4 separate regions of the Homo sapiens genome follow, and all the other regions are linked to region 2. The links are chromatin contacts, found by Hi-C or POLR2A ChIA-PET in ENCODE. All regions are on one chromosome and are shown on one strand. The core of a region is the stretch at or near the end of the contact, and the rest is flanking DNA. Distances in the headings are between cores, read along the strand shown. Region 1 overlaps MAP3K1 (mitogen-activated protein kinase kinase kinase 1). Region 2 has its middle 37 kb from the start of ANKRD55. Region 3 holds the start of MIER3 (MIER family member 3). Region 4 overlaps GPBP1 (GC-rich promoter binding protein 1).

The links. Hi-C counts contacts between places; a loop is a spot of excess contacts on that map. ChIA-PET counts read pairs that join two places held with the same protein, here RNA polymerase II (POLR2A). Pooled maps may share reads with other maps.
Region 1: a map of CD4-positive, alpha-beta memory T cell shows a loop between it and region 2 (6-fold over the local background). The contact joins two enhancer-like sites. A Hi-C loop is called at or near these places in 16 of 168 maps with a recorded cell type or tissue (CD4-positive, alpha-beta T cell, CD4-positive, alpha-beta memory T cell, DLD1 and 12 more) and 11 of 50 pooled maps. POLR2A ChIA-PET finds 5 or more read pairs at or near these places in 7 of 52 experiments (CD4-positive, alpha-beta T cell, CD4-positive, alpha-beta memory T cell, HEK293 and 4 more).
Region 3: a loop to region 2 is called in a map of OCI-LY7, with 11 times the contacts of the local background. The contact joins the promoter of MIER3 here to the enhancer-like site in region 2. A Hi-C loop is called at or near these places in 2 of 168 maps with a recorded cell type or tissue (OCI-LY7 and heart left ventricle), 3 of 37 single-sample maps with no recorded cell type and 8 of 50 pooled maps. POLR2A ChIA-PET finds 5 or more read pairs at or near these places in 1 of 52 experiments (SK-N-SH).
Region 4: a loop to region 2 is called in a map of B cell, with 6 times the contacts of the local background. The contact joins two enhancer-like sites. A Hi-C loop is called at or near these places in 39 of 168 maps with a recorded cell type or tissue (B cell, CD14-positive monocyte, CD4-positive, alpha-beta T cell and 24 more), 24 of 37 single-sample maps with no recorded cell type and 40 of 50 pooled maps. POLR2A ChIA-PET finds 5 or more read pairs at or near these places in 1 of 52 experiments (CD4-positive, alpha-beta memory T cell).

What each region holds. Positions count from the first base shown.
Region 1 is chr5:56,851,108-56,854,477 of GRCh38, reverse strand. All of the region lies in intron 1 of MAP3K1 (mitogen-activated protein kinase kinase kinase 1), which reads right to left. Among named protein-coding and RNA genes, the nearest start is that of MAP3K1, 37 kb to the right of the region's middle. RefSeq lists a silencer at 3,258-3,370. Within about 2 kb of position 2,098, at least 4 of the 41 ENCODE cell types and tissues checked have a DNase peak (open chromatin) inside an H3K27ac peak, as active enhancers do.
Region 2 is chr5:56,269,183-56,272,454 of GRCh38, reverse strand. No RefSeq gene overlaps it. Among named protein-coding and RNA genes, the nearest start is that of ANKRD55, 37 kb to the right of the region's middle. Within about 2 kb of position 1,759, at least 5 of the 41 ENCODE cell types and tissues checked have a DNase peak (open chromatin) inside an H3K27ac peak, as active enhancers do; they include B cell, where a contact is called at or near this core.
Region 3 is chr5:56,950,835-56,954,414 of GRCh38, reverse strand. It overlaps MIER3 (MIER family member 3), which reads left to right and starts at 2,292. Exons shown (of 13, transcript NM_001297599.2): 1 at 2,292-2,321. The coding sequence starts at 2,313. RefSeq lists silencers at 2,011-2,430, 2,461-2,570, 2,631-2,800 and an enhancer at 3,371-3,460.
Region 4 is chr5:57,217,750-57,220,977 of GRCh38, reverse strand. The region is part of intron 3 of GPBP1 (GC-rich promoter binding protein 1); the gene reads right to left. Among named protein-coding and RNA genes, the nearest start is that of GPBP1, 45 kb to the right of the region's middle. Within about 2 kb of position 1,342, at least 5 of the 41 ENCODE cell types and tissues checked have a DNase peak (open chromatin) inside an H3K27ac peak, as active enhancers do; they include B cell, where a contact is called at or near this core.

The sequences.
Region 1 (3,370 bases), core at 849-3,348, 580 kb before region 2:
TGAGATTATTTTTTTCTTTTTTCTTTCTTTTTTTTTTTTTTTTTTGAGATGGAGTTTAGCTCTTGTTGCCCAGACTGGAGTGCAATGGTGCAATAGGCTCACTGGCAACCTCCGCCTCCCAGGTTCAAGTGATTCTCCTGCCTCAGCCTTCCAAGTAGCTAGTATTACAGGCATGTGCCACCACGCCTGGCTAATTTTGTGTTTTTAGTAGAGATGAGGTTTCACCATGTTGGTCAGGCTGGTCTCGAACTCCTGACCTCAGGTGATCCACCCACCTCGGCCTCCCAAAGTGCTGGGATTACACCACATTTGGCCTAAATTATTTCTTTAGAATAAACACCTAGAAATGGAAATGCTGGGTTAAAAATGTACACAAATGAAGACTTTTGATAATATTGTCAAATAATCTTCTAAAAAATATGTCTTCCATTCACACGCCCATCCAGGTCAAGCTGCTCTTAAACCTGCTCTGAACTAGCAACAGGCTCCTAACGAGGCTTCTTTAACTTTGAATCTTACCCAGATTTCACAGTGCAGCCAGGGTTACTTCCTCCATTAAAATGCTCTAGTGGTTCCCCCCGGGCTTAGACTAAAATCCAAAATGTTTAGCCCAACCTAAGTGGCCCTGCACCTCGTGGTCTCACCTCAATTCCTGTCATCAGACCTGCAACCCCCCTTCTTCACTGCCTCAATAACCCCAAGATCTTTCCTACTCAGGGCTTCTGGACAGGCTGCTTCCTTCTCTGTCTACTTTTTACCTAATTTCTACCCACTCTCTAGATTTTCCTCAACTCCTCAGAGACTTTCCCAATTTCAATTAAGAACTCCCAGTTCCATTCTTTCACAGCACTTGTATTTTTCCTTTAACATGGTTAATGCAGTTTGCAAACTGTTCCTCTCTTATGAACTGTAAGCTCCATGAGTGAGGGGACCACGTGTTATCGCCATCTATACACCTAACATCTAAGCATGTCTGGCTCATAATAAGTATGAACATATATTAAGTGAATGATCACTTATTAACTCTGGCAGTCCTACAGCCTTCCCAGTTTTAAATTTTAATGACTATTCTTATTAACTTTTTTTATAATTCTGTATTTAATTAAGACTAAATTTGCAATTTAGATGTTGTTCAGAACAATTTTCACTGTTCCTAAATTAATCTGCAAATATAAACCAAAGTGTTTTTCCTAGTCTCTTTGTAATAATTACATGTCATTAATTTTAAAATGTGTATTTTTTCACATTTTAATATCTGAAATATGAATGCCTCTTGCAATCAAAAGTTATTATAATTTAACTGGCAGGTGTTATTTCCTTCATAGTATATAAAATAATGGTACAACTTACAACCACTGGGATCTTTGAATCAATGAAATATATAGTAAATCCTATTGTATTTGCCACGAATAAATCACATCTACTCTGTTTAATTTCTCTCTGAAACAGAACCAAACTGTGAAAAATTTTTTTACATACTTGTATTGTTTTTGTTATAATCCTAACATATAATCTTCCATAAGCCAGGCATATATAGGGTTTTCATTTTTACTAGATGAGTGTGTGTGTGTATGTATGTATGTATATAGCAGTGATTTATCATCCAATTAAGATATCACAGCCATAGCAGGAAAAAAATCTTTTTTTAACCAAAGCTAATCTAAACAGATAGCTGTGAAGTCACTGGGAGATGAGAGCCATCTCCAACTCATGTTGGTTAAACGTGAATGTTTCGGGGAGTTATTTTTGCCAAACATTACCCAGAAACATACCTATTTTAAATAATAGTGTATACACTTTTGACCTTAAAAAAATAACAGATTTCAGCTAAACAATGTGTTTTGAGAAACTACCTTGAAGACTTAAAAATAAATAAAATTGTGGTCAGAAAAATAAGAGAAACTTAAGCACTATTACAGATCAAGCTTTATCTTCATTTCCTGTTTATTTAGGAAACATGAGGTTTCTTGGTTTTGGTTTCTAGACATTCCTAAGAATGAATTTGTGACCTGACACAGAACTTCAAGAACGCTTACTCCCTGAGGTTAGGTTTCTAGTGCTAGACTCTTCCTAGACCTACAAAACTCACCTGTTAAAAACCAAGATGCTTCAAGGGTCCCTTCTCAGGGAAACTGTAGTCAGTCCTCCCCTTATAATGTGGTGTCAGCCACTGTTGATTGTGCTAACTCTCTTGTAGGTCTCTCCTCTACTCTTCTATGAGGTCTTTTTCTCCTGGTTCTATGTCTAATCATCTTCATCAGTACCATAAATTAGACCTTCTTCCTGGAGCCCCTTAAATACCAACTATGGCCCTCTTCTCATAGCACAAAAAAACTTCATAAATATACCATGATATTTTACTCCCGTCTCTGCAGATGACTTTTTTTTTTTTTTCCCTGCCAGGAATACCCTTTGCCATCTCAATATGGCTTCAATGAAGAATTTCCTACCACCATTCTACGGCAGTTAGCTGCTCTCCCGCTGCATGGTAAATATTAACTACAATATATCATAAAATTAAGTATATGTTTAAGTATCTGCTTCCCTCTCCACATTGTGAGCTCTTCCAGGACAAGTTCCCTCTTATTCATTGTTCTATCACACTGCCCAGTGACCTGACATACTGCCCCTTTCTGGGAAGCGAAGGGTCTGCCCAGTCCTAAGGGTGGTGGCTAATGCTTAAGGTGCTTTATACATCTGAATCCATCCCAGCTTCCACAGCTGCCTGGTCCAGGAATGTTCCTTGGTCCAATGACCTTCTGTACTGAACGGTATTGTACGCCTGAGTCAGCTCTCTCCCTGAGAGTTTGAAAGTAAAACACACAAATAGTGTTACTGCAGGAAGAGTGGCACTTAACACGGAAACAGAGCAAGGTAATAAGTAGAAACACTGAGACAGAAATAAGGGAGAAGAGAGAGAAATTAGAAGAAAGACAGGGATGCAGAAGCAACAAAAGTCAACCTAACAAGTTGTACACGGGTCCCCTGATAAGCTGTTAGATGATGACAGCCACTTTTATACCACCCCTGGATAATGAATGACTAGTTCTCCACGGGCCAAGTGTACATGCTGCAATGGAGGAAACTTCTTGGTGGATTCTTTAATTTGGAATGAAATAAATTTTAACCCATCTCTGTTCCCTGCAACCTCAAATAGTCTGACTAAAACACTAGTTCTGCACAATGCCTGGCACACAGGGGACATTTCATAAACACTCAAAAATAGAATCCTGGCCGGGCACGGTGGCTCATGCCTGTAATCCCAGCACTTTGAGAGGCCGAGGCAGGCAGATCAACTGAGGTTGGGAGTTCGAGACCAGCCTGACCAACATGGAGAAACCCCATCTCTACTAAAAATACAAAATTAGCC
Region 2 (3,272 bases), core at 510-3,009:
CTGGCTCCCACCGCCTCATTATAATGACTTATTTCCTCAGCCCTCCTGCCCACTGCTTTTACTCCATCTCCCAAGCCCAGAGAGCTAGCACCCCCATTTAGCCATCTTCCTTGCATGGCCAGAAACCCCATGGGGCCGATAATCTATCTGAAAACATTTCATTAATGATAAAAATATATATTGTGATCTAATGACTTAAACCTATTTCCTTTGCAGAAAGTGTTGCAAATGTTATAATACAGCAAACTCCTTGAATGTGTGTGTCTTCCAGTAATTTTGATAGACTGGCCAGGGTGAAAGTTAATCCATGAATGTGATAGAGTGTTTTCTCTGAGAAAAGCTAACTTTATGCCTTTAAATCCATGAGTTGTACATGAACATGACATGAGCAAACATGTATTGTTCAATGGTTCCTGGTGGCCACTGTTTTTATTCTGGATTTTTGCTTCATAAAAACGATAAATCTGATGTTACAAGCTTTCTAAGAAAGCTCACATTTTTCCTAAGGCTCAAAATTGAAAGGAAAAAGATGTTGCATGGCTTCATGAGCCACTTAGTACTGCAATTCAACTGTTAAAAATTACAAACAAAAATTTTATTTAATTTCTTGCTTGCCCTTAATAGGAAAGGCATCTTTAAAGGATTGTTGACTATAGTTTCTGGAATGGTTCATACTGGAAGATCCTCTCAGCTAATCAAACACTGCTCCTTTTTCTTTTCACTAGATGCATTGTGGCCTGAACATGAACATACATGAGGCTAAGTAATTTTTTTTTTTTTTTTTGAGACAGGGTCTTGCTCTGTCACTCAGGCTGGAGTGCAGTGGCACAATCATGGCTCACTGCAACCTCAAGGGCTCAAGTGATCTTCCTGCCTCAGCCTCCCTAGTAGCCGGTGTGTGCCACCACACCCAGCCAATTTTTTTGTAGAGATGGGGTCCCACTATGTTGCCCAGACTGGTCTCAAACTCCTGGGCTCAAGTGATCCTCCCACCTCACTCTCCCAAACTGTTGGGATTATAGGCATGAGCCACCAGGCCTGACCAGCAATTTATACCTTCTCTGACTCTTAAACCTGCCCTGGGGCCATTGGTGTACTCATTGTATTTAACAACCAGCTTTCTGGGGTGCTGCAGGGAGAGGGGTAGTCCTGATTTGCAGTAAATGGCCATTTTTGTAGCATAAATACTCCCACCATGGCCAACATCAAGCTACCAACATGACATCACTTAACTAGGGGCAGGGAAGAGATTACACAACTGGCTCTCATGAGCTTGTGTGAGCCACCTCCAGCCCGGATGCCCGTGTGTACCTATAAACCAACCAGAACCACCCACCCACTTAAGCATTGTCTCCAAACTGCCAGTGACTTAAAAAAAGTTCTGTACCCTAGAGAGATAAGGGTTCAGGAAACAGGCTATAGTCCTTGATTTTGGGTGTTCACATGCTTAACTCAGAGAGATGACTGTCCTGTATCCATGATCAACAGAGAGGTTTTTGCTGGGAACAAGAGAAACGGGAAGAGAATAAGTGAAAGAAAAAATAAAATCAGCAAACTGTCTTGAAGTCAAAAGTGCGCTTGTGGTAAAGCATATGAGATCAACCACCTCCTATGTTTTCACAGTTCTGCTCTGCCTGGAGGGAAGTACCAGCTCCAAAGGAGGTCCAGCTGGTCTCCTGTGCGCAGGATTTGCAGGCTGAGGGTTAAAGGCGCTCTAAGCCATGGAGCACCTCTGACCCCCACTGGCTGCTGTCATGCATTGCACCTCAGGGATGGCCAAGGCCCCTCAGTACATTGCCCTTTCCTAAACACAAGTGACCAGTTTCTCCTTTGCTGTATTGTCAGGACTTTCCACCAAGTGCCATCTATTTCTCATCCATCTCCTTTGAAATATTTTCACTCTTTATCTACTTCTCTGGGCTGGTAGATATTTCTAAGTCATTGTATAGTGCATGGATTTTATTTTCATTTTCGTTTGATCAGAAAATGAGTCGAGAAGATATGACATTGTTGCATATGTGGTTGATTTTCATTTCTCTTTTTCTCATCCTTTTGGTGACAAACACCAGGAGCTGCTTCTTTTTGTATAAGAAGTCCTTCAGCACCTATACTGGTCATCATCTGAAGCGCATACTCTCTTGCGGTCCCTTTGATAGAGCAAGAGCACCACCCACAGCAACAAAACATGCCCTGAGTCTCTGGAGGGAGCCTGGACAGTTAATGAAACCCAGGGCCAATGGACCACAAAGCCCAGTCCGTAATCAGAGTGCTGCATCAATTGCGCACACTCAAGTGTCTGATTCCATCGGTTCAGTTTGGTATCTGTATGGCGTCTGTCTATTTGTATGATACCTTGGTAATCTGACTCATGAATTAGACCAGACCAAAGCAACCTGGGGGAAAGGCGGAGTATTTGTGGGTAAGGAACATGCCTTCCAGCCTTGTTCTAAAAACCAAACATTAGTTGTACATTCCAGTTATTCCTCAAAGGAATTATTTTTTTCCAGTACCCTGTATTAAATTAATTTTGATTTTGCACCTAGTCTCACTGCTTTAGATCATAACCTGAGTGTGACTTCCCTTTGCTGAGCAGGAAAAGTCTTGCCTCTCTACATCTCTATGTATCACTTTCAAATACAAAATTCTGGGTTTCTTATTCTAAAGAACTGCTTTCTGCTCTTGTTTCTCATGGCCAGCAGAGGGACTCCAGAGAAACCCTCAGACAGAGCGTGGGATTAGGCCACTTTGTGGTGGTGAAAGTTCCCCCAGCTCTCTAGAGAAGTGACATTTAACCCTAGGGTTTCCCAGCACACATACAAAAGGTTTGAGAAATAGAGCCAGGTCTCTCAGGACCACAGGTAACAATAATCTTTACCTGAGGCTGAGAAGAGCTTTGTAATCACATCCACCCCTGGCAGAGAGAAAGAAAGCAGGTTAGCACTTAAAAAAAAAAAAAAAAAAAAAGAATTGTGAAAACTGAAGGAGAAAACAACCAGAACCGTGGACGCGAGCCATTATTCCTCGTTGACGTCACAGCCCTCCAGAGCTGCAGAGAGGGGATATTTGGGAGACTAGGGACCAACTCAATTTTATTATGTTTTGTTGGCTGATAAACTTCACAAATGTCCTAGTCATCACTGAAATTATTTAGTCACTTGTCACACTTTTCTCCTTTATTTCCCAATGTTATAGACAATGAGCAAATTGTATAGGAAATAAACTGTTTGTTTTGCAACAGATGCTGGAGAGCATGTGGAGAAATAGGAATGCTT
Region 3 (3,580 bases), core at 1,043-3,542, 680 kb before region 2:
AACTGCTAATAAATTTAGCTTCATTTATCTTTGTCTGAATCCTTATTTAATACCATGGACTCAGACTTCCTACACTACGTTCTATAATAGGGAGCATATAACAATCAAAATTACAAATGCCTATACAAAATCTTTACAATTGAATATAAAGAAAGTCTACAGAAACATTACTAGATTCATGAAAGTGAATAAATCTGTGTATATTTCAGTTATGGCAAAACATATAATCTAAGACTACATTTATAGTTTGGATTAGCCAAGTTTGCTGGGAAGAAAATGTTTTTCCCAGTGTAATGTATGAGGCAGGTTGTTGGAGACACTTTCTTCACGTGGCTCAGACTGCGGTCCAGCTGCTCAGGGCACTGTTTCATGGTTCTGTCCACAGCGCGTGCTCACTGCGTCATTTCTAAAGTTATTCACTTGTACTTAATTTCAAGCCATTTTTTTTTACTTTGAAAACTCTGAACGCCTCATTGAGGACAGTACATACAATGTGTGCCAAGGTCTGGTTTCAAAGTTTAGCTGTTTTTGAGTTATTTGACTGGACAAAAGGTCGAAAGATATCTTTCACAGCAGGGAAAGTGTAATTTTCCATGTCTTTATGATGTTTAGAAATAGTTGGAGTGATTTTTCCCTAAAATTTCCATAAGTAAATAACTTTTACCCGTGGCATAAGCTTGATTTTGAGATGCCTTGGCAAAAAATTTGAAAATAACCCTCTCCCTACCTCCAGTCTCCAGCCTCATCCTCAGTATGCACTCCAGCAATAAGGGAATTGGAGGGACCCCAGGTTAAAATCAAGACCTTTCATGTTTGGATTAAAAGTATGACGTATGGAAAGTTTTAGCTTCTAAAAACTTGTCTTTATCATTTAATATTACGTATGTTTTAGAAAAAAGCTGGGAGAAGAGCTCTGGTGTCTGAGATCACTCTCTCCAAATTCCTGTAGGGTCCTGCTATAATTCCTGATGGTATTTGCATCTCACTTATTCATGTACCTTACAGCCGACTTTCTTTTCCACAGATAGAATTGGCCTCCCACTTTAGGACAATGTGTCCTCCAAATTTGCTAGGGCAACTCCATACCTTACTTTAACTTCTTGCAGGACCTAACTCTCCAATCAGTCGTTAGTGTATATTTTTGTGTACTTGGCTCAAAGTCTTTCAGTGTGGATGTGGACCTTCCGGAGAGTAATCTCCTCCAATGAAGAGCAAATGGTCATAAGGAACATGTACGAGCAGGTATTCCTGTTAAGCCTTATGCTCCGTCTTTCACCCATCCACTTGCACAGGGGACTAGTTTCCTTTTATGATCCTACCCAAACGTTTGGCCTTTTTGGAGAAGTGAGGGAAGTGAGGGGTAGAATTTTTGAGACTCAGTTCAGGGCCTTTGATATGCTGTTCCTGTCCTTCAACAGATGTATCAAGTATCTCTGGGTCATCCCCTAAGACACGTTGGTGATGAACAATTCCTAGAACTGGTCTAATTTTTTTTTTTTTTTTTTTGGATAACAGCACAGTTTATATTTTTTGGGCATCTTCTTGAACTGTACAAGTATATTCAGCATCATTTCTCTGCCCTGTCGATCTTTTGTCTTTTCTTCTGTGCTGTCAATAACCTGTTTGGCAAATGTCTACTTCCATTGTCCACTCCGTGAGCAGTGTACACCGGTCTCCATCTCCCATTCCTGCAGGTCCCTTCGTGGAAACGGCAAAGTGCCTGACTGTAGTCCTCTCATTCTGGACTGACTCTGCCATCCACCAGCCTCTTCTCCCATTTCCCAGGGCTTCCTCCCACATCTGTCTATTTCATAGATCGCCTCCTCCTCTTAGGGAAGTTGAGTCTGTCGAGTTCCCCTGCACATCGCCTGCCAGTCCAAGTCTCCTGCCCGCCTCCCGCACGCCCTCCCGCGCCGCGGTGTCTGTGGGTCGGTTCCCAGACGCGCCCGCCGGCTCTTGGGCCTCCACTGGCTGGACGTGGGTCTGTCCCGCGCCCGCGCGTCCGTCCGTCCCCCACTTGCCTCCAATTCGGCAGGAACTTTACACCAGCCAGGAGGAGAAGGACGGTGCGCGCGGGTGCGGGTCTGGCCGGCTGGGGCCGGCGCGGGGGCGGCGAGGGGCGCCGGGCGGCGTCGGCTTGCGAGCGGGCCGGGGGCGTCGCGGGCCGCCCTGCCCTATAAGGGGCCGTGCCGCCTCCGCCGCCGGGCGGGTGCCGGGCGGACCGCGGCGGTGGCGGCGGCGGCTGCGATTGGCTCAGGCGCCCCATCCGGGGACTGGGCTCGGCGCTGCTCGTTCGCCCTAAAGGTACCAATATGGCGGAGGTGAGCAGGGAAACCGGGCAGGAGCAGCCGGGCTGGAGCGGGCGCCCGGCGGCTCCCCGCGACCCCCGAGCCAGCCTGGGGGATCCGGGGCTCTTTCCGCTGCCCCATGAGGGGCGGCGTGGCGACGCGGGGGTCGCGGGGCGGCGACTGGCCGTGGCGGGGCTGGCCGGGGGGCGGGAGCGGGCGCGGGAGCGGTCTCCCTCCGGGACTAGGCCGCGGCGGCTCCGGCCCCGGTCGGGCCGGGCGACCGAGCCGGACGGAGGTGGCGGCCGGCTGCAGTGAGCCCTGCCCCAGGGACGAGGCAGTGCCGTGTCCCCGGTCGCTGACGCGGGCCGCCGGCGCCTCCGCGCCTCTTCCCCGGGCCCGGGTGGGTGGAAACCGGCGGAGCCCCCCCTCCGCGGCCGGATCGCAAAGAGGGGAGCGGGCTGCGCCACTGCCCTGCGGGAGTCGTGCGCTGTGCCCCCGGCCCACCGGGCCCGGGCTGCGGCGCGAAGGAGCCGCACGCTTCACTTTGCTGGGGGCGCGGAGAAGAGCGGGATGCGGGGCCACCGGGCTTCTCAGAAGAGCGGGACTCCCCACCCCGCAGCCCGGGAGGTGCGGGAGCCCCTGGGGTTAAAGGGCAGACCGAGACCCTCGACGCCCTCTCCAGGAGAGCGGCTTGATAGCTCCAGTTTTCTCTGGGCTGGAGGAAGGAAGGCTGGGCGAGCGAAGCTGCCCCGGCCATGTCCCCCGGGACTGGTGAGCTGGGGGGAGGGGGCGGTGTGGCAGGAGCCCCTGGGCTGGAGCTCGCTGGGGCGGGGGGCGCGCTGACGGTCCAGGGAGGGACTGAACACTCTGGAAGGAGCCAGCATCCCTGGAACTGAGAGGAGCTGCATCTCTGGACTCGAGAGAGAGGATGGGGGGCTCGCGCTTTGGTTTGGGGGCGAGTGTCCGATTCGAGCTGGCCTACGCTGCAGGGGAAGAGATCGGCTTCGGAGTTGGGGCTCCCGGGCCCCAGGGGCGAACTAGGTGCTCAGAACGCGAGTTCGTTCCAGAAAAGGGTGTTACGTTTCGAGTTGTTTGGGGCTTCGGAGAGCCGGGTGGGATTTGGAGGACTCCGGAGATGCCAGGGATGGGGGACTGATGGTGCCAGCCGACTGCTCTGGGTTTTGCTTCTCTGCTTGGAAACTTGCTGAGCTCCAAGAAGCGACTTGGAGTTGCCTCTCAGACTCCGGGCTTCGTCCCGGGTCTGTGAGTTTGTACACTTGGGACTCGGGGAG
Region 4 (3,228 bases), core at 93-2,592, 950 kb before region 2:
ACTCAGAACAATATTAAAAAGAGAAACGATGTGGGTAAACAAAAGTCTATGGCAGAAAACAAGAGGTTAATTACAAATAGAATTCATAAATGATGATTCTGAGAAAGAATAAGACAGAAAAGGTACAATAAAAGTATCACTAGAAAGTATTGTGTTTGTCAAAACCACTTTGGGCAAAGAAACAAATCTCAAATACTGCTAGTTAAGAGTTCAAATTGGGCGGGGTGCAGTGGCTCGTGCCTGTAATCCTAGCACTATGAGAGGCCGAGTCAGGTTGATCACCTGAGGTCAGGAGTTCAAGACCAGCCTGGACAATATGATGAAACCCCATCTCTACTAAAAATACAAAAATCAGCTGGGTGTGATAGCAGGAACCTGTAATCCCAACTACTCAGGAGGCTGAGGCAGGAGAATCGTTTGAACCTGGGGGGCAGAGGTTACAGTGAGCAGAGATCACACCACTGCATTCCAGCTTGGGCGACAGAGCGAGACTCCATCTCAAAAAAAAAAAAAAAAAGTTTAAATTGTCAACTATTTTCTAAAGCTAATTTTTAATTAGAAGAATTCAGAATTTAGAACTGGTGTTCCAAATTCTAAGAGTAAAATCATCATCATTATGAGGGCCTATATAAATTAATCAAGAGTCAGGTCCAAAAAGCATTGAGAATTTCAACGCACGTTAACAATTATCAGCCAGGCTCAATGGCTCACATCTGTAATCACACTTTGGGAGGCCAAGGCAGAAGCATCTCCTGAGCTCAGTAGTTCAAGACCAGCCTGGGCAAGATAGTGAGACCCTGTCTCTATTTTTTTTTTAATTTTTTAAATTACCAATCTTAACTTCAAGTTAACATTTAAATGAAGACAAGTATTTACAAGCTTTTTTTAATGTTTTGTGTATCTTTCCAGATTTTTTTTTTTTTTTTGAGACAGGGTCTCACTCTTGTTGCCCAGGCTGAAGTGCAATGACACGATCTCAGCTCACTACAACCTCTGCCTCCCAGGTTCAAGCGATTCTCCTGCTCAGCCTCCCGAGTAGCTAGGATTACAGGCACGCGCCACCAAGCCCAGCTAGTTTTGTACTTTTAGTAGAGACAGGGTTTTTCCACGTTGGTCCAGCTGGTCTCGAACTCCCAACCTCAGGTGATCCCCCTGCTTCGGCCTCCCAAAGTGCTGGGATTACAGGCATGAGCCACCGCACCCGGCCCAGATGCTAATTTTTATTACTGTGCTTTATGTTAGCTATGAAATCACTTAAAAATTACAAGAAGTCTTACATTTATTTCAGAGAAAATGACAAAAGAGGAAAGCAGGAAACCCATATGCATCCAGGCAGGACTGGGGAAAATGCTGACTTAAAAGACAAACAAGAGCAGCTCGGTACAGGGGAATTCCAGGGACCCACACACGAATGAGAAGGTGGCAAAAGTCAATAACAAGAATTGATTTCAGTGGCTTAATCAACAGAGGTCTCCATTCCCCAACAATTTCAAGTACCTTTTTTTTTAAATTTTAATTATTTGTTTTTTGTGTGTGTGGTTTTGTTGTTTTTTTTTTTGTTTGTTTGTTTTTGGTTTTTTTTTTTTTTTTTTTTTTTTTTTTGAGACAGAGTCTCGCTCTGTCACCCAGGCTGGAGTTCAGTGGCGGGATCTGGGCTCACTGCAACCTCTGCCTCCCGGGTTCAAGCAATTCTCCTGCCTCAGCCTCCCGAGTAGCTGGGACCACAGGCATGTGCCACCATACCCGGCTAATTTTTGTATTTTTAGTAGAAACGGGGTTTCACCATGTTGGCCAGGCTGGTCTTGAACTCCTGACCTCAGGTGATCCACCAGCCTTGGCCTCCTAAAGTGCTGGGATTACAGACGTGAGTCACCACGCCCGGCCTCAAATCCCTTTTTTACAGTCTATGAATTTTTACTCATTTTACAGAATTCCAAAATGAGTCCTATGGAAAGATCACAGAATAGGAGATACATCCTGGATTCTAATCTAGGCTCACACTAATCAGCTATGTGAAAACAATTCAGTTAACCTTCCAAAATCTGTATAAGGTTTAGATGATCACTAAGATCCATCTTCAAACCCTAAAATTATATTCTATAGGAGAATTTTATAACTTAAGTGTATCTTTTTCAACACATATGGCCAAAATTTATTAGGACCTGGTAAGTCCTTATGGGAGAACAAAATGCCAAATTATAAAATTGATTCTGGCTCGAGCGTGGTGGCTCACGCCTGTTATCCCAGCACACTGGGAGGTAGAGGCAGGCGGATCACTTGAGGTGAAATCAAGTTATCAAGTCCCTGTGATAACTCAAGTTTATGTTAATAGTCACTTAGACTGGGGCCCCCAACAGTCTCAGCACAGGGCCAGTAACAGGAAAAATCAAGTGATTAGAGGGTATGAACTTTCAGCCCCACCACCCATAGACCAATTGCTGAACACATGAAAGTGCTGGGAGGGTAGTACACCCAGACAGGGCATGGAAGCTCCACACACCACACCACCTCCCCTCACCTAATACCTCACCATTATCAATCTATTCACCTGTATCCTTTATAATAAAATCAGCAAATGTGTTTCCCTGAATTCTTTGAGCCATCCCAACAAATTGTTCAGACCCAATGGGGGTGGTTGCAGAAATCCTGGTTTGTAACCAGTGAGGAGTACTGGTGACTGGGACTGGCTATTGGCATCTGAAGTGAAAGCAGTCTTGTGGGACTGAACATTTAACCTGTGGGATCTGACCCTATCCCAAGCAGACAGTGTCAGAACTGAAATGAATTATAGGATACCCAGGTAGTGTCTGCTGGAGAACTGCTTTGAGGGGGAGAATCCAAATTATGTGGTTATAGAAGTGTTCTGTGTTGAGAGTAGAGAGGAAAAAAAGTGGGGTTTTTTTGTTTTTTTTTCTTTTACACAGGTCTTATAGTCTAGAAAAGTCAAAACACCTATAGGAATTACTTTAAATCAAAATGAACACAGCTTGCCTGAACCAAAAGTATAAATTACTATAAAAAATTTCATAAGTGAAAAGAAATTAACTAGTATTTATGAGAAAGATATTTTTAAATAAACTCTTAATCTGTGTGAAAATTTTCATTTATTTAATTTACTTTTGTAGAGAGGCAGGGTTTCACCATGTTGCCCAGGCTGTTCTCAAACTCCTGGCCTCAAGAGATTCTCCAGCCTCAGCCTCCCATAGTACTGGGATTATAGGTGTGAGC